Regions from separate parts of the Mus musculus genome. Here all the other regions are linked to region 1. The links are chromatin loops, found by intact Hi-C in ENCODE. Cell type or tissue: left cerebral cortex. All regions are shown on one strand. Region 1 has its middle 16 kb from the start of Gm33173. Region 2 has its middle 45 kb from the start of Farp1. Region 3 overlaps Gm33299 (a long non-coding RNA gene). Region 4 holds the start of Farp1 (FERM, RhoGEF (Arhgef) and pleckstrin domain protein 1 (chondrocyte-derived)). Region 5 overlaps Farp1 (FERM, RhoGEF (Arhgef) and pleckstrin domain protein 1 (chondrocyte-derived)). Region 6 has its middle 60 kb from the start of Ipo5. Region 7 has its middle 56 kb from the start of Farp1.

Region 1 (4,000 bases):
TACGTTTCACACCTCCTCTGTCGTGTTTATTATGCTTCTGGTTCTGCGCTGTTGCAAATGCATAGCTGAAGCTGGCTCTGCTGTAAACTGTCTTAAAATAACAAAATTCTGAGACCAGATCAATGCTTTGTTGGGCCCTGTGTGTGTCCATTTAACAAAAAGTCACTTTGTGCAGAAATGACTCACTCTTGTACTGTTCTTCTGGCTAGGATAGGCTGGGCGGGGCTACGCTACAGAGCTGGTTCTCTATGATAGGCTGGGCGGGGCAACGCTCCAGAGCTGGTTCTCTATGATAGGCGGGGGCGGGGCTACGCTACAGAGCTGGTTCTCTATGATAGGCTGGGCGGGGCAACGCTCCAGAGCTGGTTCTCTATGATAGGCGGGGGCGGGGCGATGCTACAGAGCTGGTTCTCTATGATAGGCAGGGGCGGGGCAACGCTCCAGAGCTGGTTCTCTATGATAGGCGGAGGCGGGGCAACGCTACAGAGCTGGTTCTCTCGACGTTCATGCGTACTGGGAATGGAGCCATAGCACCATGCCTGCACAACACACACTTTTGCACACTGGGCTATCTCACTGTCCACCCCCCCCCCAAGACATCTCATTCCCCCCCACTAAGCTATCTCACTGCCCCCCTTACTGAGTTATCTATCTCACTGTTTCCCCCACTGAGCTATCTCACTGTCCCCACTGAGACATCTCACTATCCCCACTGAGTCATCTCACTGCCCCCCACTCAGCTATCTTAATGTCCCCCCACTGAGCTATCTCATTGTCCCCCCACTTGGCATTTATAATTGGACCAAGTTTTAGGCATCCCCAGAAGTTTTATTACACTGATTATTTCAGTGCAAATCAGGACAAAGTATTGACACCTCTCAGGTTGTTTAATTAAACTATGATTATTTTAAATGAACAACCGATAGTCTCTCTACAATGTGCCATTCTTCTAGGTAACGAGGACAGTGTTGATCATCAACAGCAGACAGCACATGGGACTTGCTAGTGGTGTTCAGAGCGGGCAGCTTTCTCCCAGCAATGCTAACCCAAGGTCGAGTTCACTAATTAGCCACTGAGGTACACTTTGCTACAATATCGATTCCAGGCCTTTTCCTTCAACAGACACCCAATTAAATTGTCTTGGTCAAAACAGAAGTAATTGAGACTCCCAGAACAGCTGTAAAGATCAGGTGGGGTAGAGAGAATCCCTTTAGCTCAGACAATAAACCCTGCAGCTCAGCACACGGCCTCGGGTCCTGCTACCCCATTCCCCGGCTCTCAGAAGGAAACGTCTCCAAGCTGGTCTTACTCACAGGCTTCACTCCACTGCATATGCAAAACTTGCTAAGAGACTAAGTGTTCTTGTGAAGAAGGAAAAAAAAGGAGGTATGTGAGGTGACAAATATGCTAACTAACTTGGAATCATCATCTCACAACTTGCAGTTTGTCCTGTACATTGTAAGAAAGCTTGGGGGAAATACGCTAGATTAAAAGGGGCATTCATAGTACTGATATTTGACAAAGCCACTTAGATACGCTTTTCTCGAACGAGTCCTAAGGCGTGCCACTTGTTCCTGAACAGTGTGTGTGCATTACAACAATCCAGTTTGACACTCCCTGAGTTCTGTATCTTATTGGTCGGTATTTGTGATTTGTAGCTCAAAGCTTTGTGCATCACAGGTTATGCACACAGCGTCCACGAGAGGGCGATATAGCCTCGCTTTTAAGTCCTACACCGTCAGCGCAAGCGCGGCAAGAGTTCGCGAGCTAGGGGAAATCATTACCAACTTCCTTTCCACGGTGAAGTCAGTGACCCTTCTGTCACTTGGCAAAGCAAGCCAGGCAGCGAGCCTCGAAAGGCCGTCCTTTAAGTTAATGATTTATTGATTTTGCTGCCTGGTTTTGCTTTCACTGAGCCGGAGAGAAGGGGGTTGTCTTTTTAAACGTTCGTAGCTTGTTTGCTAGAATTCTAAACAGAAAGCTAAGCCTTCCTAGTGTGTTGGAATGCTCCATGTATGCAGTGGCTTTGTGGATGCTGACTGAGGACCTGCCCCCTAGCTGTTTAGTTCAATGAGAAGAAAGCAGGAAGACCAGAGATAATATAAGCGACCCAGCTGCCCTAGGGTTGCATTAGACCCAGCCCTTGACCAGAGCCTGGCCTCAACTTCTCAGCGTGGGTTTGCACAAACCACAAGTGAGGCCAGCTGCTCAGAGAATGAGTCAGCCCCCAGAATTCCATATGCAAATAAAGACAGAGCCGTTCCCCCAGACGCCTGGATGAGTTCCTGGAAGATCAGAATGCTTGGCAGTTCCCACTGAAGGTTTGAAGCCGCTGGCTGACTTCTTCTGCACATGAGATCTGACTCCTAGCATCGTTTGCACCCTGGAGACCAGGAAAGACCATACTGCAATGTGCTATGTGTCCATGTCAAGAGGTCTCTGGTTTTGTGCCTTTTTGCCCCATGATAGAAGTTGTTCTGTTTCAGAACAAGTGAGACGTCAAAATAAGAAAAGGGGTGGGTCTCACTGCAGATACTTCAGTCTTTAAGAGAAGAAATGGTTCCCTGTGGTTAGCAAAAGAGCAGAGCTCAGACTACCTCTGTTCAGAGCCTGAAGCACAAAGTTCTCCAGGGAGAAGAGGAGACCACACAGCCAACCCCAGGGTCTTCTTACCTCCTGGAATGGCCACTCTTCTGGATAGCTTTATGTCAACTTGACACACGCCAGAGTCATCTGAGAGGAGGGAACATCAATTAAGAAAATGCCTCCACACTGTAATTGGTAGGGGTGGCCCTAGCCTACAGTGGGTGATGCCATCTCTGGACTGGTGGTCATGGGTTCTATAAGAAAATAGACTGAGCAAGACAGACGAGGCAAACCATGCAGAGCAAACCAGTAAGCAGCACCCATCCGTGGCCTCTACATCAGTTCCTGCCGCCAGGTCCTTCTCCTAAGTCCTGTCCTGATTTTCTACAGTGATCTGGAAGTGTTAAGCTAAATAAGTCCTTCCTTCCCCAGCTTGCTTTTGGTCATGATATTTCATCACAGCAATAGAAACCCTAACTAAAGCAAGTTGGTATCAAGATGGTAGGGTATAGTAGGGTAGAGCTATGACAACCCTGACCATGTTATTTTGGGGAAGATTATGGAAGGACTTTGGAACTTGAGGCTAGAAAAGCCAGAGTGCTCAGTACCTGGTGAGTGTACTGTAGGAGCTTGGAAGATAAGAATGTTAAAAGCAGAACAGAAGATGGGGCCTAGGGGGGCGGAGATACGGCTCAGTGGTTAAGACTCTTCTTCTAGAGGTCCTGAGTTCAATTCCCAGCAACCACAAGGTGGCTCGAAATCACCTGTAATGGGATCCATTGCCCTCCTCTGGGGAGCATGAAGATGGTATACTCATAAATATTTTTTTTTTAAAGATGAGGCCTGTCTTGTGAAGTTTCAGAGGGAAGTTTAAAAACTATCGGGACCATTTGCTATTTTGATTTGAGATTTCATGAGTCTGGTTAGCTGGGGCCCAAGAATCAGCTGTGTTTAACACGATAGTAGAACTACTAACGTGAAACCTTTGCTTTGTTGGGATACTGGATACTGGCCAGCCGGAGCTGAGAAATTATCAGTGATTAAGAGGTTGAGGTTAACTCTTATGGGAAGTGTTTCCTGAGAGTCAGCACACAGAAGCTGTGTTCCAGAGGCAGCCAAGTTTGTACCTCATGCTGGCATCTGAACTTGGTAGTATAAGAGTCATCCAGATGGTACCAGTTTTGAAGTCAGGAAGGGGCCATGGAAAACAGCTGAGGCTTGGCACTGTGAGAGGCCAGGAGAGGCCACCGGGGAAGGTGCAGCCTTGGTGGCAGTTGAAGTCCTAGGACTGAAGGGACCAGGAAAGAGAAGGTGAGGCTTGGCACCGTGAAGAGAGTCAATGAAAAGCTACTGATGAGAGCAGAAACCCCCCGGCCTTTTGGAAATGGCAGTACCATGGATGACCACCAAGAAT
Region 2 (4,000 bases), 160 kb after region 1:
TGGATCTGCAGTTACTGGTTGTCGTGAGCTGATGTAGATGCTGGGAATGAAACTCAGGTCCTCTAAAAAGAACAGGAAGTACCCTTAACTACTGAGCCATCTCTCCAGCCCCAACTTGGCTATTTGGTTTAAGTGCCTGAGAGGAAGACATGAAGAGGCCATTGCTGAGGAGGTGACTCATGGTAAGTAGGAGGCAGCAACAGGAGAGAGAGCAGAGCATGCTGCCCAACATCCCCACTGGGTTTCTATGGAGAAGTAGGTAGGAGAGAGAAGCGCTTAGGATTGGCTCCTCTGAGGAAGGTGGGATGTAGTCTCTCCTAGACACTAGATCCTTGGAGTGCTTAAGGTGGGTGGGAGGAACTCTGGCTTGGCCTGTGGAAGTTAGGAAGGCGGAGGAGGAGTGCAAACGCGGAGGAGGAGTGCAAACGCGGAGGAGGAACACAGCTTTTGCCTTTGAAAAGGCAAGTTCTGGGTGAAGGGACTCAGAACCTGTCTCCTATCATGACAGCGTGTATGCTTTGCTTTGTCCATGGTTCCTAGCATACAACCTCCTCTTTAAGAAACTCTCCTCATTCTTACCCTCTTACTCTCTTAACATCTCTGCCCCTCCTCTCCCCATCCCCCTCCCCACTCTGTCTCCACATGTTCCTGGCCACCCTCTCCCCTCTTTCCTCTCTCCTCTGCCCTCTCTTTCTCTCTCTCTTCCTCCCTCCTTCCTTCTCTCTCTCTGTCTCTCTCTCTGTGTCTCTGATTTTCTGTCTCTACTCTCTCCTCTTCAACTTCCCTCTCCATTCCCTAAGTAAACTCTATTCCATACTTAAGAAAAAAAAGACAGTCTTCTCTGCTTCCTCCCCACCTTCAGATATCCATAAAGAAATTTTCTGACGTCCTTGTCTGACAGCAGGCCATCAGACTCTCCTTATCCCACAGGGAATTTTCCCTGCATCCTAAGGGAAGGATTTTAGCACAAGAAGAATCCAGATAGGCCTTGCTGGGTCTCCCTATCCTGTAACTCAGCAAATGTTCCTACAACATCTATGTAGGAGGAGCGAATTCAGAAATCTTCTGGCTTGCTGACTGGGGTCAAGGACCTGGAGACAGGACAGCTCTGTCCCTTTCTGCATACCTCCTCCTCCAGTTCTGGCCTCTGCATCCTTTGTGATGCACTTTATAATGAATCAGAAACACAAATGCCTTCCTGAATTCTGTGAGCCCGTTGAGCAATATTAGAACATGAGGAGAGGGCTGTGGGTTCCTCCATTTACAGCCAGTTGTTGTACCCAAAAGCACGTTAAATAGCTTGGGGACTTGTAGAGTGCCTTTTGAAGTACAGGTGACCTTAGGGCTGAGCCCACAGCCTAGGGATTGTGGGCTTCCCTAGGTTGAGAGTCAGAGTGGAAGTTATGGAATTCTGGCTTTTGTGGCATGTAGGGGAAATCTCAAAACGTTGGAGCTATTGTTTTGTTTCAATGGTGGTACTCAGGGAACCCACATCTGTGCATGCTGCCCAAGTACACCTACCTTCTCTTTACTGCAGACAAAGCTTATGAAGTTGCTCAAGCTGGCCTTGAACTCACCATGTAGGTGACATCCTTCTAGTTCAGCCTCCTGAGAAACTGGGGTCACAGGCTCCTGTCACCAGGCCCAACGATCCCATACCTTCTAGAGACACAGAAAGGAGTCTTTTGCTTTGATGACAAGGTAACAGCAGGGAGAAGAAGATCCTCTGCTCTGTCCATACCCCACCCCACGGCACGCCATGTTGGCCCCTGACTCTGCTGAGCATAAGGTACTTGAAAAAGAATAGAAGCAAACGGCCATGAGGAAGGTGCCCACTCTGTGCCAGGAGGAAAGAAATGGGGCCCAGGGAGAAGGCTCAGTAGCTGACAGCACACATTTCTTTTGAAGAGCATCTACCTTCAGGCCCAGCACACAGGGTTGGAGACTTATAACTGCCTATAACCTTTGCTCCAGGGGATGGTGAGAATAGGAATGGCTCCCATAGACCCATATATTTGAATGCTTAGTCATCAGAGAGTGGCGTTATTTGAGAGGGATTACGATTATTGGAGTGGGTGTGGCCTTGTTGGAGTGGGTGTGGCCTTGTTGGAGTGGGTGTGGCCTTGTTGGAGGGAGCATGTTATTGGGGGTGGGCTTTGAGGCTTCAAAAGCCCATTTCAAGCCTAGAGGCTCTCTCTTCCTGCTGCCTGTGGATCTTGATGTAAAACTCTCAGCTTACTTCTCTGGCACCATGTCTGCCTGTCCACCACCATGCTTCCTGCCGTGATGATTGTAAGCTAAACCTCAGAAACCGTAGAGAAGCCCCAATTAAACGTTTTCTTTCACAGGAGTTGCCACAGTCATATGTATTTTTCACAGCAATGGATCACCAGCTCAGACAGGATCTAGCACACCCTGCTGGATTCTGCAGGCACCTTCCTCCCATACACACACACCATCACCGCCCATATGCACACACATATCATTTTAAAGTAACACAATTTTTAAAAGGATGGTCTCACTACTGTGACTGGGATTGGACACGTAAAGGGTCTATATGAGCTTATTTTCTAAAATAGCCTTTATTTCCTCCTAACTCCTCCATGGGTCCCCTACACAACTCATCTTAGCAGGGAGTGGGCGATTGCTCTGGCAGGCCTGAGCACGATGCTTTTTTGGAAAAGTGTGGAAGACTTTGGAACTTTGGACTAGGAAAGTTGTTGAATGTTGAAAGCAGAGCTTAATGGGTCATCCTGGCAGTCTCTTGGCAGACACTAGTGTTGAGATCTATTCAGACGGTGGAGGTCCAGATCAAGTGGTTTCAAAGGGGAACAATAAGCAACTGGGCTAGAGGGTATCCCTGTAATATTTTGGCAAAGGATGTGGCTGCGTTCTGTCCTTTCCCTAAGCACTTCCCACTAGAAAGTAATGGGCTAATTTCTTTGGTAGAAGAGATTTCAAGACAGCCTAATACTGACTCGTACATGGTCATTAGCAACCATTCTTAAGCAGGTCTACAATGAAGAAAGAGCAAGTGGGTCAAAGAGAAATATAAAATGTATAATTTGAAGAATAAAAGACTAGGAAATTTAATGATGGGGCCAAGGCTTGTGCTGAAAGAGATAAAGAGATCAAGGTATGGGGTGGTGGTGGGTGGCAGCAGCAATCTGCATTGGGATAAAAGGAGGGGTGACCTCAAGGCAGGACCCCACCAGGCTGAGCTTCCAACCTGTGAAAGGGAAAATGTAGAAGGAATTCTCTGCTCCTGAAAAGCAACAAGGAAGGAAAGCTGCTGCAAACGTGACTCAGCCTCTGTCCCGACGGGTAGCAGACCTCGGCAATGCTGGCTGTCCGTCCTGAGGGGCGGCGGACCTTGGGAATGCTGTCCATGTGGTTCTGGCTTTAGAGTCACGAGGGATTCTAGAGTAAAGCAGTTGTGGGCTGTTCCTCCATGGTTAAAGAGAGCCATGGATACCAGGATGTTTATGGCAGGGCAGTTCTTGATTGAAGGTCCTGGGAGGGCTCCAGAGCCTGAGAGACCTCTGTGCAAAGCCTGGATGATGTTGAAGTCTGGATCATGTTGAAGAAGCGGAGATGCGGGAGATGTTAGAGCCGTGTGACGTATGCCGAGGACAGCTGCAGACTGAGAGTGTCACCAGCCCATGAGAGAGAAGCGTGTTGCTGTCAGCAAAGCTGGGAGGGCAGAGCTGCCCTTTGACATAGCACGTAGAACCACAGGATTGGCTTGTCCTGCTGAGTGTCAGTCTGGCTTTGGTTCGGTATTGCCTCACTGTGGTTCCTTCCCTCCCTTGTCGAATGGTAGTGTGTATATTCTGTGCTGCTGTGTGTTGGAAACATGAAGTTTGCATTTTGATTTTACAAAGGAGTTATTGTTACGAGATTCCCTTTAGGCTCAGAAGAGACCTTGATCTTTGGAATTTTAGACGCTTGCAGTTGGGTAAATGCATTTTACATTATGATATGACTGGAAGCCTTTGGA
Region 3 (4,000 bases), 620 kb after region 1:
TAAAATGACTTCCAGGGACTGCACATGACTATTTACGAAGCTGGGCGTGGTGGTGCACACCTTTAATCCCAGCACTCAGGAGGCAGAGGCAGGCGGATTTTCTGAGTTCTAGGCCAGCCTGGTTAACAAAGTGAGTTCCAGGACAGCCAGGGCTATACAGAGAAACCCTGTCTCAAAAAACCAAAAACCAAAAACCAAAAAAAAAAAAAAAAAAAAAAAAACCACCCCAAAAAACAAATAAACAACAAACAAACAAAAACCCAAAAATTTAAAATTACTTTCAGATTGTGTGCATAAGTTGTATAGGAAACATAAAGGAATTCCCACCCCAAGAAATCTCATTTTATATACACAAATATTCCAAATTGATTCTTTTAAAAAGTCCTCAAATTAAAAACACACTCTTTCTGTCTGTCTTCTCTCTCTCTCTCTCTCCCTCTCTCTCCCCTTCTCCCTTCCTCCTTTCCTTTTTTTGAGACAGGATTTCTCTGTGTACCCTTGGCTGTCCTCAAACTCACTCTACAGAGTCCAGGCTGGCCTCAAACTCAGAGATCCACCTCCTGTGCCTCCTAAGTTCTGGGATGTACCATCTCCTGACCCTGTTTCTAATTAAAATAAAACATTATTATTAGAATCTCAAGCGTGTTGAATAAACATCCTGTAATATATCCAAGGGACAAGCTTATCTAGGGAAAAGGGTTCCCATATACAATGATTTATCTTCACTGCTAACATATCTCTGGGTGTGTCCAGGAGGGTGTTTCCAGAAATGTTTAACTGAGGGGGGGAAAGAACCAAGCCGAGTATTCAGGGTGCCATCCCTTGGGCATGAGTCCCACACTGATCAAACGTGAAAGAGCTGCCTCTCACTGCTTCCTGAATGTGGATACAGTGTGAGCAGCTACCTCAGGTGTTGCTGTTGTGCCTTCCCTGTCATGGTGGACAAACGAACCTTTCCTCCCATACCACATGTCTTCTTTGTCATGTATTCTGTTGTAATGGTGAGTAACTAAAATACCATATAAAATATTAAATACTGAGCCTGGCATGGGATTTTAATAGCATCATCAAAAGTAGAAAGACAAGGAAGAACACTCCCTAAATACCCAAGAGAGAACCTCCTTCAACGGGATTTCTGTACCCAGCCAAGTGCCAATCAAATGGAAGAGGAATCTAACATGTTTTTAGACTTGAAAGATCCAAGGGGGAAAAAAGGCAAAAACAGGATTTAAACTTAAAAAAAAAAAAAAAAAAAAAAAAAAAAATCAAGGAAACTCCAAGATCATTTCTACAGGACTCCTCCAGAACTCTTTATAAAAGGCTCCCAGATTGGCATCTTGTAGAAGATTCTGGAAAAACCAACATATTGAAAACAGAACTCTCTTGGTAGAACATGTATAATATTTATAATCATAGTGGACCCTCGCTGTTCTCTAACCTCTTGTTAAGCTTGCTTCTGTTAGCACTTATCAGCAACCACCACTGTTTCAGATTTGCTAATCTGTCGGGCAACCTCAACGCATGGAAAACAGCAATGTGCCATGGGCTGAATGAAAAACGAGTGCGTCAGACATTAGTGAAATGATGCAGAACCCACCACGCGGGAGACGCCTTCTAGTCGACAGTCTCCTTCCTCAGTATCCCCCAATTCAGTAAAGCCCATTACTATCGGGCGCCTCTGGGTGCCGTCCTGAGGAACAGCAAACCTACTGGAATCCCCGACCTAACAGACCACCTCCGCCCTTCTCAAGATGGAAACATTTAGGATGATCAATTCCGGTATCTAACAAGGCTTCTTATGTTTAAGCATGAACAATTCCGGAGGAGACAGGGCCAATGTTTACCTAAAACTTTTGTTATTTTGTAACCCACAAGTGTACTCTTCTGCCACCTTGTGGCAAAGATGGGGCACTCCCAGATAAACACTTGAGGGTTGCTTCACTGGGCCATGGTTGGTCAAACCCCAAGGGGTTGGGCGGGGTGCTCATCAAATGCCTTTAAAGCTATCAAAGCAGGCAAGGGTGGTGCATCCGCTTGGCACTAAACTACAGTTAGTATAAAGTAAATGTTTGCTAAGTATTTGTTGGCAAAGAAGTAAAACAGTATTTGTTGGCAAAGAAGTAAAACAATAACCTGCTTGTATAGAGTACCTACTATGTGCAAGACCAATGCACTTTCTATGTCTGGTTTCATTTCATTAAAGCAACCAGCTCCCTTCCGTCCTGGGAACCCCTCGGTCCTGGATACACGAGCATGAAACATATCACCAAGGGCAATACGTCCAGGTAACCCATATTTCTGGACAGAAAACTGAGCCTCAGAACTGTATGCAGTCACTTGCTCTCTGTATTATGCACTTTCCTCATGGCCTGGCCTGAGAAGACACGACTTTAGAAAGTAAGGGCTCACAGTTCAGGTGTGCAGTTGGCCGTGGTGGAGAAGAGACAACTCATAAGAGGCAAGAGGACCTCAAGTTGAAACCATGGCTTCTACAGCATAAACTGACCACTCTTCTATGCTGCTCCTGGAAGAAGAATGCAGAGTCTCATAGACATGACTCCTTCTAGCTGAAGGTTTAGTAAGTTCTTCTGTTCCCAGGACCTAAAGGTACAAAGGGAACTGGAGGTGTCCTCTAGTGCTTTCTGAAGTAACTTGTTAAGCAAATACCTGAATAATTAAGGTGGAGAGAGAAGAAAAGGAGAGAGGAGGAGGGGTGAGAGGGAGGAGAAGAAAGGGAAGAGGAGAGGAGATAGAACACCTTCCTGTAGGAGCAAACATTGCTCCCACACATTGCTTAACTGCCATGTGCCTTGGTCTCCTCAGGGGCAGTCAGGAGATGCTGGCCCACTTCCTTTGAGTGCTAGATGAAACAAAGCACTCAGAGCCTTAGTATGGGCCACTCTGAAAGTCCTAATGCCACCTTCCTGGACTGAGCAGCTCTTCTGTAGGTCATGAGGGGATCTTGAGTCAATGCTTGATCTCTTTCTGCTGCTTCTTTAGCCGGAGGGACCCCACCTCGGCACTGGCCAGAGTGTGGGACTTTTCAAGGAGAAGCCTATGTCTTTGCCATGACCCATAAACCCGTGACTGAACACACAGTCGCTTCTGCCCCCACCCCAACCCCTGCCCTTGCTCTCGACTGTGTGCGATGGTCTCCTGCAACTTCTCAAAGGCCCTAAACATGTCCTCTTGGCATTCCAACAGATGTCCCCTGTGTCCTGCTGCTCTGCCTCCAGCTATGATGGTGATTGCTTCCGTTGTTAAAAGGCCTTTCCTTGGGGAGAAGCAACCACCCACCACCTTCTTCCACTTCCCAATGACAAACCAAGAAGTGGTGGCACCGAGGTTCATGCTGAGGAACCAAAGAGTTTGTTGGGGTTTCTTACAGAGCAATGGATACAGGTGACTTTAAAAGAGCCACATGGGGAGATTGGCACCTGGCATGCCAGATGCCTCGCCCATCACTGTGTGGATGGAGTTCCCTCCTTGAGTCCTTCCCCATCTATGCCTTCCAGCCTTTCCCTAAGACCTGGAGGCCACGTGCAAACAGAATGGCATATAACTGGTTGGGAGGAGTGGCTGGATACTCAGGTGCAGGTCTCATGACCCTCACCATGCCCTCCTTCCAGGAAGGACCATCAATAGTCAACAAGCTATTGATCTTTGGTGCACAGGCCCAGATGAACTGAAGATGGCAGCACTTTGGCTCAGAGGATGGTCCTTACAATGGCTTTCCTCATCTCTTGAGGGAGGCTAACATGCTTTCTGCTGTCCTTTCCTGAGTTGTCCTTCCACGTGGGCAGCTGGTCTCACTCTCTATGTGGCTGAGGATAACGTGAAGCCTTGACCTCCTGTCTCCACCCCATGTGCTGGGATCACAGGCAAGTACCATCATGCCAGGGTTTTCTGTGAAGGGTGATCCAACTTGTCAGGTCACAATACCTCTAATTGCTGCTTTCTCTCTCCCCACACAAACCATCCACACCCACAGCAGCCTTTC
Region 4 (4,000 bases), 200 kb after region 1:
AGACTTCTGGCTCCCTCGGATTGCCTCCAAAACCAGTTACCTTCTTAGTTATTATTAATGCTGAGATAATAAAACAGCATGGCCAGAGCCTACAGGATGGCTCAGTGGGGTAAGGGTGCTTTGGTGCTCGGTACCAATCCTGATGATGCACATTTGATTCCTGGAACCCACTTGGTGGAAGGAGAAACCACTCCTACAAGTTGTCCTCTGACCTTCACATACATGCATGGTGGCATCTACATCCCGACATACAAAGACCCAATAAATAACTCTGAGAGCAAAACCAAACTGGTCATATCCTAGACACTCAAGTCAGTTGAACCAAACACTAAATGTAGAAAAAGGGGATCTTCGGTGAGGGTGGACTGGGGAAATGTTATGGTTTGCCTTTTTGGTACTATATTGCTTTAGTCATGGGACACAGCACATGTCTGCCAACACAGTCCCCGGACCAACCAAAATACATCACCCGGAATGTTTGAAACAGACCGATACAGAATCCGAACTGGGACAAGATTCCCAGGCGATTCCACAGCATCAGAGGTTGTTAGTAAAGCCAGGCTGCACACTGGGAATAACCTGTAATAACTTTAAACCCATCCATGTCATGTCCCAACCTCAGAAATCAGTCTGGCCACTGTCTTCTTATCCTGTGAAGAGACTCTGAACCTGTGGTCGGTTCCCCATTATAGCGGTTCTTAAGGTGTGATAATTGCTTGAATTTGCTTTCCTTTACTGGGCCTGGTGGTTCAGACCGAAATCCTAATGCTTAAGAGGTAGAGGCACGAGGACCAGTCTGGGCTACATGAGGAGACTTTCTGGGGAGGAGTGGGAGAGGAATTTAAAATCGAGTGCTGCTGCTCTTGGTGGCAGTTTGACCACTACACTTAAGAAAATTACTGGCTGAAAATAGCTCACCCATACTTGTAAAGCCACACACAGTTTGGCCACAGAGCTAGCTTCCAACCCACCCATGATTCTCTCTAGCAAATCGCCCAAGGCCTGTCTGGTTCCCCAGAGGCCAGAGGGATTTTGCAGCATGCAAGAAACAGCCCCAACCCTCCGCAGACTGCTTTTGACTCCCATGACTTACAGGTGCCCCTCTCTGATAATCAAGCTTTCATGTCTTCAGCCTCCCTCCCTAGCCACAGAGACAATTTCACTTGGTTAAGTTCAGTTGTAGCTCCGTTGTAGTTGCGACTGAGGTCAGTGAACTCCTCCAGGGTGGAAAATGACCGGAATCTGAGCCAAATTGGCTCTAGGGGCGGGTCCACACTAGCCTCTGGATCCGGCAGAACAAGGCTTTCCTGTGTTCCATACGGTCAGTGGCCCAAGATCTTTCCCAGACAGAGACAGGGAAGAAGGACGAAGGAAAAATGGCACCTAGTGGGTGGGGATAGTGATTGAAAGTCACCTAGTATCGTGGGCCTTCTGATCATGAATCTTCCGACTATATCACCAAGTTCTGGGGGAAAAAAAAACGGAATCAAATAACTGCAAGTCATTCTAAATCTCGCCACACTAAGCAGGGCATTCTGCTGTCCCTGGTCGGAGAGAGGTGGGGTTGGGCACTGTCCTGGGATTCGCTCAGGTGGTGGGCACTGAGCCCGAGCAGCATCAGAGGTGGCACCTGTGTCTCTGGCATTGAATACCGCGCCGCTTAGGGTGGTGCCGGAAGCCTGCGCTAGTGGCCTGGAAGGGGTGGGGGGCGGAATTCGTGGGTCTTTGTAAAACGCTTTCCACGTGATGTCGTAGTTCTCTGTCAGGCTTCCAAAGGCGACCTGCGGAGTCAGTGCCACGAATCTCCCTCCGGGCCTCCGCATCCCGCTGGACACCAGCGACTAGCGCTCGCGTCTCCGCGGTGGCGCTTCTTCCCGCTCTTGGCTTGGTGGTGCAGCTCAGACACCAGCTCTTGCCACACGCCCAAGTAAGGCACAGCTCCAGGGTGGCGTGGCCCTGCCCACGGTCCACCTTTCTGCGCACCTGCCTCCGGGGCGGGGCGGAGCGGGGCGGGGCCGCTGTGCGGGCGCAGGTCACGGCTCGGACGCTGGAGGGGGCTGTGGCTCTCCGCCGTCCCCAGGCTGTGCCCAGGCTCCCCCTGCCGAGGGCTCGGCCCAGGCCCTGGGAGGGGCAGTGGTGGCCCTCATTTCCCGCTCAACAGCCTCGGAGGCGGCTGGTCCCGGCGCGGGCGCAGCGGCTGCGGGGAGCGGGGAGCCCGGAGAAGGTGCGGGGCGGGGACGCGGCCACCGCCCGCTCTGCGCCGCTCCTCCCCACGCGAGTGGCGCTCGGGCCGGGCGTCGAGGCGGCCGCGGCGACCCGGAGCTCGCTCCCCACCCACCCCGCCTGCTCCGCCCTCCCCTCCGCCCCGCGCCACCTTTGATGGCTCGGACCTCGGCCGGCCGCCGCCTGCCTAGCTCGCGCGCCCGCCGCCCGCGGGGACCCCTCGCTCGCCGCCGCCGCGCCCTCGCCAGCCTTGCAGCCCGCAGCCCGCAGCCCGGACCCGGAGCCACCGAGGTAGGAGGCGTGCGGCGAACAATGACCGCGGCGGGAGGGCGGCCGCCTGGGTGGACCGGGCCGCGGCGGCAACTTGTGCGAGTCCCCGCGCTCGCGGCCCTGGGCGCCGGCCGAGCTGGCTGCGGAGTCCACGGGAACGGTCCTTTTTGTAGCCGGCGGCCGCAGGCCCCGCAACAATAGCAGAAGCCACGGTTCCTCGGGCACCGGTGGAGCTCACCTCCGCGGACCTGGGCTGCGGGGCTCTGAGCTCGTGGGTTCTCCCCAGCTTGGCTTCCTCTCCTTGGGCGCCCCTCCCCCGCTTCCTCCCATCCCACCCTGCCGGGTGACAGCGCCCCCGACGCCTCTTCCGGACCTCAGGCTGCAATCTCGGCTCTGGAGGTCCGTCTCCCGGCAGCACGGGTGCCGCCGTGCCGCCGGGTCACTGCATCTCGCCCACGGGCGGCGAGAACCTCCCGGTGGGTGACAAAGAGGAACACGCCCTCTTAAGTTAGATCTTGTTTCTCTTTACTCTCTGCCTTATGGAGGGGGAAGTTTCCCCCTCCCTTTTTAAAGCACAGGATATATATTATTATTTTTGTGTGGGGGGACGGGGAGTTCAGAACTTCTGATTGTGATTTTTTACGATTTAAGTTCGGAAAACTTTAGCCTTGTGATCCATCCGGACCCCGGTGAGTCTTAGACCTAGGGGTCGTGGAGGAGTACCAGATTCCTTGTTGGGACCCGGAAACCACGGCTGGCAGGGATTTTCTAGAGTCCCCCTAGAAAATAGGGAGGTAGGGCTCACAAAGGAACGAGGTTTGAGACGTGCTGGTGAAGATGTGGGAGCGAATAACTGCCTCTCATCTGGAACAGTTTACCAGGCTCAGCTTCTCCTCCCCTCCCCGGCTCCGGCTCCGGAGTTCAGTGGCCTCCGGCTGTTTCATTTATTTTTGTTTCAGCCTTCCTCCGTGCTAGTTTACCGCGTTTGACAACCTTAAACCTGGCCCCTGCCCATGGTTTACCCTCCAGACTTCCAATCCCTCCCTTAGTAGGCAGCGTTTTCTGACCATAACCTCGACCCAACGATGGGCCATGTTTAATGTGCTTTGCACGTGGGGACTTGGCCAAGCCCACTTCAGAACATTCCCCTAGCGTTGTCTTACTTCTCTTTTTCTATCTGAACAAGGAATGGAGAAAGAGGGGGAAAGCCTTTTGGATTATGAAAGCTTTAGTTGAGGAGTTGCCTTTAAAAATTGGTTTGGTGTTTTGAAAGCTAAGGTGGGGCCCTTTTCAAATCCCTGTCGTCTTTCCCCTCAGCCCCACATTTCTTGCTGGCATCTTAGCCTCAGCTTTTCAGGTGGGTGGGTCTCTGAAAATGCACGTCTTCCGTGGGTCTGGCATCCACACAGCCCACTTTATATTCCTGCAGCATCGGTCTGCAGCAAGACACTAATATTGGACCTTCTCCAAGCACAACGAAACGTTTGTGTTTTTAGTATGTCTGGCT
Region 5 (4,000 bases), 400 kb after region 1:
AGCACCAGCAGGAAGCCAAAATGGTGATCTTGAAAAGTCAGGAATCTTTAAACTCTCAAAACCTACCCACAGGGACAAAATCCCTCCACAAAGCCACACCTCCTGAACCTCCCCAACTGCACCATGAAATGGTGACAGTGTGAACTGGTGACCAAATATTCAACATCTAAGACCGTGAGGGCTCTTCTCATCCAAACACCACACCCACCAGGTGTGATACCCGAGGTTCTACCCTAACACCATTAAACTATAATAAACCAATCTTCTCTAGTACAGAGTAGCAACTGTGCTTTATAGGAAAATAGAATGTTTAATTAGGAACATAGAAATAGTTCATTCCGGTCGTGCATCACGTTAGCATGATATCCCTTCTAATCCTACACATACAAGCATGTACTTTACATGTTACATAGTGCCTTCACCTTAACATGTTATATAGTGCCTTCACCTTACATGTTACATAGTGCCTTCACCTTAACATGTTATATAGTGCCTTCACCTTACATGTTACATAGTGCCTTCACCTTAACATGTTATATAGTGCCTTCACCTTACATATTACATAGTGCCTTCACCTTAACATGTTATATAGTGCCTTCACCTTACATGTTACATAGTGCCTTCACCTTAACATGTTATATAGTGCCTTCACCAAACCCAAACTCCTCTGTTGCACCCCAAATGTTGTTTTTCTTTTTCTGTGTTTTCTAAATTAAGACTGTGTGTGATAGCTTATGCCCCTAATCTCAGCACTTGGGAAGCAGAGGCAGGCAGAGGCTAGCATAGTCTGCATAGTGAATTCCAGGCCACCTGAGGCTACAATCGCTAAGTGACCTGTTACGCTGATGGGACTCACCCTACACCTCTCTCAGTCCTTAAGTTTTCTCTCCCAGTCCAGCTTGGCTCTTCAGTTTTCCTCACTACACTGTCCTTGGACCACAAAACACCACACCTCCCTGATTTGTCACCTCGCCTCCTTTTGCTGTTGTGCTTATTCTTCCAAACCTTTAAGAACTGGAAACTTGATCTAAAGTCTCTGTGGATTCAATTAAGAATTTTTGACCAGAATCTACTCCAAATGTTCTATCTGTCACTAACATAGTGCTGAGACTGTGCAGTAGAAAGAGGAGGTGATACTCGGATCTCTCCATTGGGAAATAAATAATGTCCTTAGCATCCAGCTTCCTAAGTGATTTTTTTTTGACCAACTGCCTCTCCAGAGTGGAGTTCATTAGAGGCTGTTGAGAGAGGGGGTTCTGTTCCTGTTATCCCCTCTTGTGTCCTGTCAAGTCAAATTTTGCCATCTTCTTGACCTCTCTGTCTATCCTAATACTAATTTGCCTTCAGCCACCACCTTTGTGTGTGTGTGTGTGTGTGTTGTTGTTGTTATACATACATGAATACATGCATGCACACCTATATACATACATGTATGCATTGTATCTTGATCATATCTACCCCAGGTCTCCTGTGTAGTCCGCCAGTGTCCTCTAATACACTCCCTTCCCTCCTCAAGTCCTCTTGGGTTTCTGGTTTTGTTTTTGTTTTGAATTGGCTTTTTAAAAAATTAGAAGAGATTGCTCAGTGGTTAAGAACACTCACTGGTGTTCTACCAGAGGTCCTGAGTTTAATTCCCAACAACCACGTGGTGACTCACAATCATCTGTAATGGGATCCGATGCCCTCTTCTGACATGTCTGAAGACAGCAACACTGTACTCACATACATAAAATAAATAATTCTGTAAAAGAAAATAAGAAGACTTCACTGGGTGCAGTTAGTGCTGCCCACTGAGATGTTGACCCGGCTTGCTGCCTTGACCTTGTGCAGGTGGCAAGGTCCACAGTGAGTTCGTTGGTGCAATAGCCACTCCATGTCCAAAGTCAGCACTTCATAGTTCTCCTCTCCATCCTTTGACTCTTAAGTTCTTTCTGATCTCTCGACTGTGACGTTCCCTGAGCCTTAGAGTGGGGAGGATGTCAATGTCCCCTAAAGGGTGACTGCTCTTTGGCTGCTTATCTTCATCAGTTTGAGCAGCCATGAGTCTCTGCATCACTGCCCACTGCAGAAGGAGGCTCCTCTTGCCAAGGCCGAGGGGAACTATGGGCGTAAACATTAATATTTAGGAAGCATTTTTATGACACATCCATTTAGTAAGACAACAGTAGTAGCTCCCCCTCTAGGACCTGTGACTCCCCAGGCTACAGGCCAGGCTTACGTTTGCAGGCATTAGTTCCCTCCTGTGCAGCAGGCTTCAGAAGGAACTGAAGTTGCTCTGTGTGCATTCTGAGAGTGGTAACTGTGCTGGTTAGTGTCTGCCTCCTCCACATCACCTGCCTTTCTTCCAGGACAGGCTTGGTGACAGCCTCACCCCCGCTCCAGGGCTTCACAGCTACGTCCTTAGGTTCGCAACTCTTAGTTACCTCCACAACCTTCATGCCACCAGTGTCCCAGTCAGTAACCTAACCTTGGGCTGTAGAATGTGATACGTTCAGTTCTTTTGTTCTTTTTTCACCAACCTTCAACCACTGTGGATTTGTAAATCTTTATCAATTCATAATTTACTAATTCATAAATATAATCCAGTATGCTTCAGTTCATTTTAATAATTTTTTTCTGTGGTCAAGTTGTCATAGGTTTGGCTTTGGAGGCCCCTTCAGGGCCTCATATTTAAGAGGGTAATTCTAGTCAGGCGTGGTGGTGCACACTTTTAATCCCAGCACTTGGGAGGCAGAGGCAGGCAGATTTCTGAGTTCGAGGCCAGCCTGGTCTACAAAGTGAGCTCTAGGACAGCCAGAGCTATACAGAGAAACCCTGTCTCGAAAAACCAAAAAAAAAAAAAAAAAAAAAAAAAAAAAAAAAGAGGGTAATTCTAAGCCACCATTTCCTTCGGTGCCCTTAAAGATTCTCTAGGCTTTCTCCTTAGTTAGTTTTACATATCTTTCCTTAGTTTCTTACTACGCGTTCAGACTCTCGAGAGGAAGCCTACTTTGAACTCCAACCCTCCAGCTCCTTGGCGTGACCTCCATCTCTGTTGCTCTTTACAGGTACCTGTTCGCTCTGCAGGTGAAGCAGGACTTGGCTCAAGGCAGGCTGACGTGTAACGACACCAGTGCCGCTCTCTTGATCTCACACATTGTACAGTGTAAGTTCTTTGCTGTTCTGTTGGGAACTGGGTTGGAATCAGCACAACAAGGGCCTGGCTGATGAGAAGTCACAGAAAGAACACATCTGCGTTATTGTTGCCATTACCACAGATGCCGCAGTAAACCACATCCTTAAACATTCACTCAGAACCTAGGACTTCTGTGTTCTGGTGATACTTGACTTTTTTTTTTTTTTTTTTTTTTTTTTTAAGGACAAATATAGAGTGTTACCTAGCGTCTCACAAAGAGAAGCTTGGGTGGACAATGGACAAGCTCATCCAGATCTCCTTTATCCCATTCTTGGATTTAGTGTTCTTCGATGGATGTGAATCCTTAGTGTCAGGACACAAAGCTGCCGCAGGTTTCACTGAAGCCTCCTACAATGCTTAGAACCTAGCTTTACTGCACTGATAGTCTCATGTCAGACTTGCCCAGTCACTAAAATTTATCCCCAGATCAACACATGCCTTCAATGGCCTTTGCAGAGGCACCTAGGGCATTGAAGACTCTGATTCACCTCCTGCCCATGTCCCCACTTAGACAAGAGAAGTTCTGCCTTCGCTTTCCGACGTCAGATCTTTCTGCTGTTGGTGACTGCTGTACACCTCGACCCTCACAGGGTGCGGAAGGGCTGGAGCACACTGTGATGTGTGTGGTAGGGAAGATCCCTGTGGTGTGTGAGCTGCACGTGGGCATGGCTCTGTGTGTGTGAGTCAGCAGTGTGTATTAAACAGCGCATCCCTAAATAGAGCCACATGGAAGAAAGAGTCACATTGGTTCAGGAGTCTGGCCCCAGATGTCCCTTCAGAGCAGCATGCAGTGGATGCTGGTTCTTTGTTCACGGAGACTTTGTA
Region 6 (4,000 bases), 140 kb after region 1:
GCATTTCTAAAAGCTTACAGTTTGTGAACTCATACCTTCTGGACCCCCTGAGTCATGGCTGTCTTCATCTGGATCCTGTTGCAAATAAGTTCATTTTGGGCTTATTAAATTCATTTGTGGGGCCAGGGGACTAGCTCAGTCAGCAAAGCATCTGTACTTAACTACAAGCATAAAGACCTGCATTTGGTCTTCAGAACCCATACAGAATGCTGCATGTCATTGTGTGTTTGTACTCCAGAGCTGTGGAGAGATGTCTCTGAGGCTCACTGAGGCTCACTGAACCCACAGTCTAGCCACCGCACTGAGCCTTTCCTCTCCTAAGTTGCTTGTAGCATTTTGTTATAACACAGACACGTATCGACAAGTCTTTAGCCAAAAATAAGAGTTTCTGGGAATGGAGAGATGGCTCATCAGCGGAGAGCACTTAGTGCTTTTGCAGAAGACCCAGGTTCAGTTCCCAGCACCCACATGGCAGCTTACAACCTCCTGTAACTCCAGTTTCAGATTATCTATGCCCTCTTCTTGTCTCTGGAGGCACTGCATGTCCATACATACACTCAGGCATAAACATTCACATAACATAAAGATAAATATAGATGCTATGGTGTTACCCTGGTTTTAGGATTTGCTCATACCCATGAGACCAAAGCACTGCTCACATAGTTTCGTGTGTTGTCTTTGGTTTGGGACAAAGTCACGTAGTAGTTGCTCAATGGAAGGGCAACCAGCCTCCTAGTTCCCAGAACTATGCCTACCTCAGATCACTGCTAAGTTCATCTTGCCCCTGGCATTTTATATGAGATACTCATTAGAAGGTTTTCACACTCCCTAGAGAATAATAAAAGTCTCTCATAAAATGAGCTGTCTGGGTGATGTGGCAGTTAGACCGGGAAGAACTGTCCCACAGTGACCACTGAGCCCAGAGAGAGGCTCTTTGGGGAGTTGCACAATCCCCTTGTCCCTTGGGGATTCTTGGAACTGGATTTCAAGACAAGATGTCTACCTTGCCAGACTCCTTACTTCATTATCCCAAGTCTGCATGAGCCTGCAGGACCTCGGACTCTTATTATTTAAATCCTCCTTGTGCCTCCGTTTAGAAGCAACATATTTAGTTTTGTATGTGTGCCCAAGTATATGTCTATGTACCACATGCATGCCATACATGTATGTATGCACACATGTATGTATGTATGCACACATGTATGTATGCACATGTACAGTCATCACTGACAGCTGTGAGCTGCCTGATGCAGGTTCTGGGAACTGAACCTGGACCCTGTGCAAGAACAGCAAGTGCTCTGGCCCACCGAGCCCTCTCTCAAGCCCCATCGCTTTCCCCATCCTTGGAAGGATGGCTGCTCAAGGGCTCTCCTGAGGCAGCTGTACATTTCTACGTGAGTTAATACTTCTAAGCCCTTAAATCGGAGTCTGGAATTTAGCAATTATTTGGCAGATATTAGCTGTTACATTATGAGACCTTCACAAGGTGTATGTCCACATTTTACGGTTGTGGGGGTTGAAGTTTGCAGAGTTTAAATTACTTGCCCCAGGTCGGATAGAAACAATACTGGAAATTCAAACCCACATCTGATTCCAGAGTCCTCGCTGCCTGACGCATAGATGTTCATCATCTAATATTATAGAGTTGTCTGCAGCTTTGATTCCTGCCAAGATTTATGACAAAGAAATATTTAGTATTGGTTGACTAGAATGTCCTAGAAACAAGGAAAATATGAGGTGCTGTAGATCAACAAAGGACAGAAATTATTAAAAAACAAAACCAGAAAACAGTTATTGAAGGACTGAAGAAGTGGCTTAGCAGTTAGGAGTGCGCGGTGCTCTTAAAGAGGAGCCAAGTTTGGTTCCCAGGACATATCCAGCTGCTCACAACTCCTGCAACCCCAGTGCAGGGGATCCAGCGCCCTCTGCTGGGCTTCTCTGGAACTTACATGCATATAGTGCACATATAGGCGGGCACATGTGCTTGTACACGCGTGCATACACACACACACAAATAAAAATAATTTTTAAAAAATAAAACAGTAAATAAAAATATTAAAATTAAAACAAAGCCGATCAGTGGTGGCACACGCCTGTAATCCTAGCACTTGGGAGGCAGAGGCGGGCGAATTTCTGAATTCAAGGCCAGCCTGGTCTACAAAGTGAGTTCCAGGACAGCCAGGGCTATACAGAGAAACCCTGTCTCAAAAAACTAAAAACTAACTAACTAACTAAATAAATAAAATAAATTAAAACAAAATAAATCTTTAAAAAAAACACAAGTTGTTCACTAAGTAGTAGAAGCTTTAAGCAGGATAAACTTCTTTTTCTTTCCCCTCTTCCCCCGAGAAGAGGAGAGGATTTATTGGGGGCGGGGGGGGGCTCAGTCATCACGTGGAAGCCAGAGGGCATTAAGCAGTGGAGGGCTCTGTGGCAAGAACAGGGCTCGTCATGGTAGGGCTGTTCCAGAATCCGAAACTGATTCTGTGACCTGGTGCACCCAGTGCAGGTATGGGGGAGTTCCCTCTCCACAGGCAGTGCAGACTGAAGAAACACGAAGATTTTTTTTTTTAATGAGTGCTATACACCAACATGCCAGAAGAGGGCATCAGATCCTTTATAGACGGTTGTGGCCCACCTTGTGGTTGCTGGGAATTGAACTCAGATCCTCTGGAAGAGCAACCAGTGCTTTTAAGGGCTGAGCTGCCTCTCCAGCCCACGGAGAAACGTTTTACACAGACAGACAAGGGCCAAGCTGAGTCAGATGGTGAAAGGTAGATAATGAACTTTTTCTTGTACAAGGATACTTTGTGTACTTTGGGAGGTGCCCCCACAAGGAACCACAACAAAAATCACTGGGGGGGAGGCTATCTGAGGGCTAGGAAGTACAGAGGTCCCACTGTAGACTCAGGGTAGGGAGATGCCCTCCGTGCTGGAACTCCTGAGCAAGATGCAAGGAAAGGAGAGCACAGCTGGCCGGCATACACGCAAGGGTTGCACACAAGCCGCAACGCTACTTGGTCGCCTTCTTGTTTGTCTTTTTCTGTTTCTCTGTTTCTCTGGAGGCCAGGTTCTCGTGATTTCAGTGCTCAGCCCACTTTCCACTGACACTCAGTTTCGCCTGCCACCATCTCTGTGTTCCTATGGTTCCCAAAACTTCTAATCTGTCCCCGTAGAGGTATTTCCATGCCTCTGTGTCAGCTTTCTATATGTTTCCAGAATAGTCCCTCTGAACTCTGTGGTCAGCTGTTCTGTAACACACACACACGCACACGCACACACACACACACGCAGCCACGCACGCACACACACATTTTGCAATATAGTCTGTGAGTTCAATGTATGATCTAAGAGTTAACATTAATAATTAAGATTGAGGTCTGGAGAGATGGCTCAGCAGTTAAGAGCACTGGGTGCTCTTACAAAGGTCTTGAGTTCAATTCTGAGAACCTACATGAAGACTCATAACTGTAATCCTATGAGATCAGATGCCCTCTTCTGGTTAGCAGACACATAGACAGGCAAAACATCCACATATATAAAATACATAATGAATATCTGAGTCTATAATAATAAAGATTGAAATAAAAGAATCTATTATTGTGCAGGAGCAGGGAGCTGAGAGATTGTATCCTAGCCAGGAAGCAGAGCGAATGAACAGGAAATGGAGCTAGGATATAACCTCTTTAGACCCACTCTCAGTGATCCACTCCCTCCAGCACGGTGATATGATATCCAGTGAGGCTCCATCCCCTAATGAGGTTCATAACCTCCCCAAACAGCGCCACCAACTGAGGGGAAAATACTTAAACACATGAGCCCGTTGGGATATTTCTCATTCAAACTACTACACAGAGCTTGTGAACTTGTCATTATGAAATAAAACCAACAGATCTTTCAAACCCCAAACGGGTAGCTTACACCAGCTGATATGAGGTCCCCAACACACATGCAGTAGAGGACTTCCGGGTCTGTGTTCATTCAGAGATGATGCACCTAA
Region 7 (4,000 bases), 150 kb after region 1:
TACCAGATGAGCTGCCTGGGTGCTGGCACTCTGCTCTCCTTTGACTGCTGTGTTCCGCTTGACAGAATGCCTTCAAATGTTGTAGCAATGGTCAGTATTTCCTTCCTTTTTTAGGGCCAAGTATTGTTCCACTGCATGGATGTACCATTCATCCTTGTGATGGCTGTTCCTGGTTGCCAACTTGACTACATCTGGAATGAACTACAATCCAGAAATGGAGGGCACACCTGTGATCCAGATCTTGAGGCTGGAAGACACAGGTTTCTGACTTGGATCTTAACATGGAGATCTTGAGGCATAACGGCCATGAAAAGTTTAGGCCTAGGTAAGATGGTACACTCCTTTAATCCCAGGAGATTGAGGCAAGCAGATCTTTGACTTCAAGGTCAGCCTGGAACAAATCAAGTTTTAGATCCAGGCGTGGTGGTACACACCTTTAATCTGGGCCACACCTCCTGGAGACCTGCATTGGATCAAGGAAGACTCATTCCTTTTTAAACTGCTTGCACTTAATTGCCAACACATCTGTTGGAACCTACTTCTACAGAAGGCCAGCTGAAACAACTAGCCTCGTGGGACTGAGCAACTACTAGATCCTTGGACCTCCCATTCACAGCTGATCATCGTTGGGTTAGTAGGACTACAGCCTACAAGTCATCACAATAAATTACCCCAATACGTAGAGACATTCCATAAGTTCTGTGCCTCTAGAGAACCCTGACGAATACAATCCCGCAGTGGCCTTGGGTATCTTTTACCTCTGGCTTTTGTGAGATGTGTCTTTATGACTTGTCTGTGCAGGTGTCACTTCAAGGCTGTACCATTTATTTAATTATTAGTCATCCATTTTGTGTATGGATGTGTATTTGTTGAACCCTGTGTACGTGTGATATATACTTATACTGACAACCCCAAAAATGACGTCAGGCATGCTGCTTTTTTCCCTTGATGCAGGGTCTCTCACTGACTCTGGAGCTAAGCCGGCCGCAGGAAGCCTCAGCAATCTTCCTGCCCCAAATGACCTCACCGCCCCACCCCCATCCATCCTTCTGTCTCTGTCTTATGTAGTTCTCGGGTTACAGACATGTCCACAGGGTGAGTCCCTATTGGTACACTTCTGCTCTCCTGTCTCCGTGGATGCTCGTCGCTGCACTGGTGGTCATGCTTGTAGATGGAGGTTTTAAGATATGGGCATTTAAGCTGGGCGTGGTGGCACACGCCTTTAATCCCAGCACTAGGGAGGCAGAGGCAGGTAGATTTCTGAGTTCGAGGCCAGCCTGGTCTACAAAGTGAGTTCCAGAACAGCCAGGGCTATACAGAGAAACCCTGTCTCGAAAAAACAAAACAAACAAACAAACAAACAAACAAACAAAAAAGATATGGGCATTTCTGTGTGGACACTGAACTCAGGCCCTTGGGTCTCAACAGCAAGCTTTGTCACTGAGCCGTCTCTCAGCCTTTTCCACTTTTTCTTGAGTCAGGGTCTCATATATTTCAGGTTGACCTTGCACTTACTAAGCAGGGGAGGAAGACCTTAAACAGCTACTCCTCCTGCTTCTGGGATTATTAGCATGCACCACCATGGCTGGAGATGGACCAAGAGTGTCTTTCATATTAGACAAGTGTTCTTTCAACTGCGCTACACATCCAGTCCTTAGACTTGTCTCTGACCCTGCATCCTCAGAAGGCTGGCTCTCAACTCCTCAGTTCCTATGGTTGGATAGTGGCTGGTCGCTTGTGGATGTGATTGACCACCAGGGGGAGGACTGTTTGGCTTCCTTGGAACAAACTTGTCTGCAGGCTGTTAGTGCATTTCTGGGCCTTCAGCAACGCAGGATTGTATTGTTTGTTGTCTCTGTTAGAGTCTCCTCTGTAGCCATTCTCAATAAATTTGGAATAAAGCATGCACAGATCAGGAGACATGGCTCAGAGGTAGGCCACTTGCCTAGCATGTACCCTCTCTGAGTTCAGTTCCTAGCACTGCAAAAAATAAAGTGTGTGTATATGTGTTTGTGTCTGTGTGTGTATCTCTTGTGAGTTTGTGTGTGTATGTGTATATGTGTATGACTCTGTGTATGTGCACATGTGTGTTTATGTTTGGGTATGTATATGTGTATATGTGTGTGATGTGTCTGTGTGTATGGAGGTATGCATGTATATGTATGTGTCTGTATATGTGTGTGTGCATATGTATGTTTACATTTGGGTATATATGTATGTATATGCATATGTGTGTGTATATATGTCTGTATATGTGTGTATGCATATGTGTGTTTATGTTTGGGTATGCATGTATGAGTATATTGTGTACTTGTTTGTGTTATGTGTGTGTGATGTTTTAGTATTCTCTCTCTCTTAAGCCTTGAGTTCACATTAAGCACATTGGATCCAAAAGAAAAGGAATTATTTCTGATTGTGATCATGGGCCATGATGAAAGATAAAAAAGATGGATGAAGTACAAGATGCTCATTCTGGAGGCGAGAGCCATCTCCTCAGGAGAGGGCTGCCATGGCCTCCCCACAGTGGGAATGGCAACAGTCTCACTGTGTCTACAACACACACATACACATACACACACACACATACACACACACACACACACACACACACACACACACACACACACACACACGTCTGGCCTCTGTTTTGACTGCCTCAGCACCTCAGCGCTTGGGAACGAACAGCTAGGACATAGGCATCCAGCGAGGATGCCTGAGCCTCTCAGAGCAGGATAAGGCAAAGTGAATAAGGCAGCTGGTTTGTCATCATAAATGAGTGATCTGCTGGCATTTGGATTTGTATTTCATTAATATTTTTATAATGTCGTTTGTGCTGGTCTGTGTAGCTGCAGAATATACATGAGATGATTGTACTTTTATTCTTATTTTTAAAAGCTACATTTATTGTGCGCACATGTGTATATTTGTATGTTTGTGTGTGTGTATGTGTTTGTATGTTTGTGTGTGTATATGTACATGTGTGCAGGTACTGAATGGGCACAGAGGTCAGAAGGCCACCTTTGCTTCCTCCAGTATATGAGCCCCGAGGATCAGTCCCGGATCATCAGGCTTGGCAGCAAGCACGTGTGCACACTGAGCCACACTGCAAAGTGGACAGACAGACAGACAGACAGCCGGGCTGCTGGCACGGCGCCTGCTCTCCTTGAGCTGACTTTAAAATGCAGCACTGTTCCATCCTCGCCTTTAGAAACACTCCAGCAGTCGACTCTGCAATCGGCTTCAAATGAGCAGGAAAAGCCGGTGCCCCAATCTTCCTTTCATCTTTCAGTGTTGCTGGATGGGGGCACAGGAGACCCGTCTCACCTTTACAGGAAGCAGCTTCCTTTGAAGCACGGTGGGGAGTTACCACCATGTATTCCCTTTTTCCTAGTTCACAGAGCTGTCAAATCCCAGGACACGGGCTAGAAAGCAAAGAGGGAAAGTTATACAGTGCTAATAAGAGTTTTCACCCAGAATGACCTTAAATTAAAACAAACCCCCACAAAACAAAACCAAGCACATCCTGTTGAGCTAGGGAGATGGCTGTGTGTTTGACGGTTACAAGCGTTTGCTGCATCCGCATAAGGACCAGAGTTCGAATCCCAACATCCACAAAACCAACCATAACCCTAGTACTGGGAACACTGAGTAAGGCAGAGACAGGAGGATTGAGGGTTTGCTGGGCTCAAGTCTAGACAGACAGACAGACAGACAGACAGACAGATAGCTCGCTCACTCTAGGTTCAAAGAGAGACCTTCCTTAAAGGCAGTAGTTATCAACCTGTGGGCCTCAATCCCTTTGGGGTCATTTGACAGGGGTCATCTAAGACCATCAGAAAACACAGATATTTTATATTACAATTCATAACAGTAACTAAACTACACTTATGAAGTAGCAACAAAAATAATGTTATGGTTGGGGGGGGTCACCACAATGTGAAGAATGATGTTAAAGGGGCACAGCAATAGGAAGATGAACTGCTCTAAAGTATAAGGTAAG

Evidence for each region. A loop is a pair of places that touch in the nucleus more often than their neighbours do. Peaks named below come from ENCODE experiments on the same cell type or tissue, not always from the same donor. Only the 100,000 strongest peaks of a DNase experiment are listed, where the experiment ranks them.
Region 2: a loop joins it to region 1, with 2.8 times the contacts of the local background. A loop is called at or near these places in 2 of 42 quality-filtered maps.
Region 3: a loop joins it to region 1, with 10 times the contacts of the local background. A loop is called at or near these places in 20 of 42 quality-filtered maps.
Region 4: a loop joins it to region 1, with 5 times the contacts of the local background. A loop is called at or near these places in 11 of 42 quality-filtered maps.
Region 5: a loop joins it to region 1, with 3 times the contacts of the local background. A loop is called at or near these places in 13 of 42 quality-filtered maps.
Region 6: a loop joins it to region 1, with 2.7 times the contacts of the local background. A loop is called at or near these places in 20 of 42 quality-filtered maps.
Region 7: a loop joins it to region 1, with 2.9 times the contacts of the local background. A loop is called at or near these places in 20 of 42 quality-filtered maps.

What each region holds. Positions count from the first base shown.
Region 1 is chr14:120,830,278-120,834,277 of GRCm38, forward strand. No RefSeq gene overlaps it. Among named protein-coding and RNA genes, the nearest start is that of Gm33173, 16 kb to the right of the region's middle. In left cerebral cortex, CTCF peaks have their summits at 1,700 (motif pointing right) and 3,976; DNase peaks (open chromatin) are centred at 196, 1,711 and 2,238; H3K4me3 peaks cover 461 bases; H3K27ac peaks cover 2,447 bases.
Region 2 is chr14:120,989,020-120,993,019 of GRCm38, forward strand. No RefSeq gene overlaps it. Among named protein-coding and RNA genes, the nearest start is that of Farp1, 45 kb to the right of the region's middle. In left cerebral cortex, a CTCF peak has its summit at 2,427; DNase peaks (open chromatin) are centred at 274 and 2,547; H3K27ac peaks cover 1,208 bases.
Region 3 is chr14:121,449,401-121,453,400 of GRCm38, forward strand. The region is part of intron 2 of Gm33299 (a long non-coding RNA gene); the gene reads right to left. Among named protein-coding and RNA genes, the nearest start is that of Gm33299, 5.5 kb to the right of the region's middle. In left cerebral cortex, a CTCF peak has its summit at 1,895 (motif pointing left); a DNase peak (open chromatin) is centred at 1,894; H3K4me3 peaks cover 353 bases.
Region 4 is chr14:121,033,412-121,037,411 of GRCm38, forward strand. It overlaps Farp1 (FERM, RhoGEF (Arhgef) and pleckstrin domain protein 1 (chondrocyte-derived)), which reads left to right and starts at 2,163. Exons shown (of 27, transcript NM_134082.3): 1 at 2,163-2,514. In left cerebral cortex, CTCF peaks have their summits at 2,060 and 2,833; DNase peaks (open chromatin) are centred at 1,021, 1,298, 1,974, 2,519 and 2 more places; H3K4me3 peaks cover 3,095 bases; H3K27ac peaks cover 3,383 bases.
Region 5 is chr14:121,227,582-121,231,581 of GRCm38, forward strand. It overlaps Farp1 (FERM, RhoGEF (Arhgef) and pleckstrin domain protein 1 (chondrocyte-derived)), which reads left to right. Exons shown (of 27, transcript NM_134082.3): 6 at 3,048-3,145. Among named protein-coding and RNA genes, the nearest start is that of B930095G15Rik, 19 kb to the right of the region's middle. In left cerebral cortex, a CTCF peak has its summit at 1,682 (motif pointing left); a DNase peak (open chromatin) is centred at 3,858.
Region 6 is chr14:120,968,919-120,972,918 of GRCm38, forward strand. No RefSeq gene overlaps it. Among named protein-coding and RNA genes, the nearest start is that of Ipo5, 60 kb to the left of the region's middle. In left cerebral cortex, CTCF peaks have their summits at 1,931 (motif pointing left), 2,621 (motif pointing right) and 3,504 (motif pointing left); no DNase peak of the experiment used is centred here.
Region 7 is chr14:120,978,012-120,982,011 of GRCm38, forward strand. No RefSeq gene overlaps it. Among named protein-coding and RNA genes, the nearest start is that of Farp1, 56 kb to the right of the region's middle. In left cerebral cortex, a CTCF peak has its summit at 1,754 (motif pointing right); a DNase peak (open chromatin) is centred at 1,770.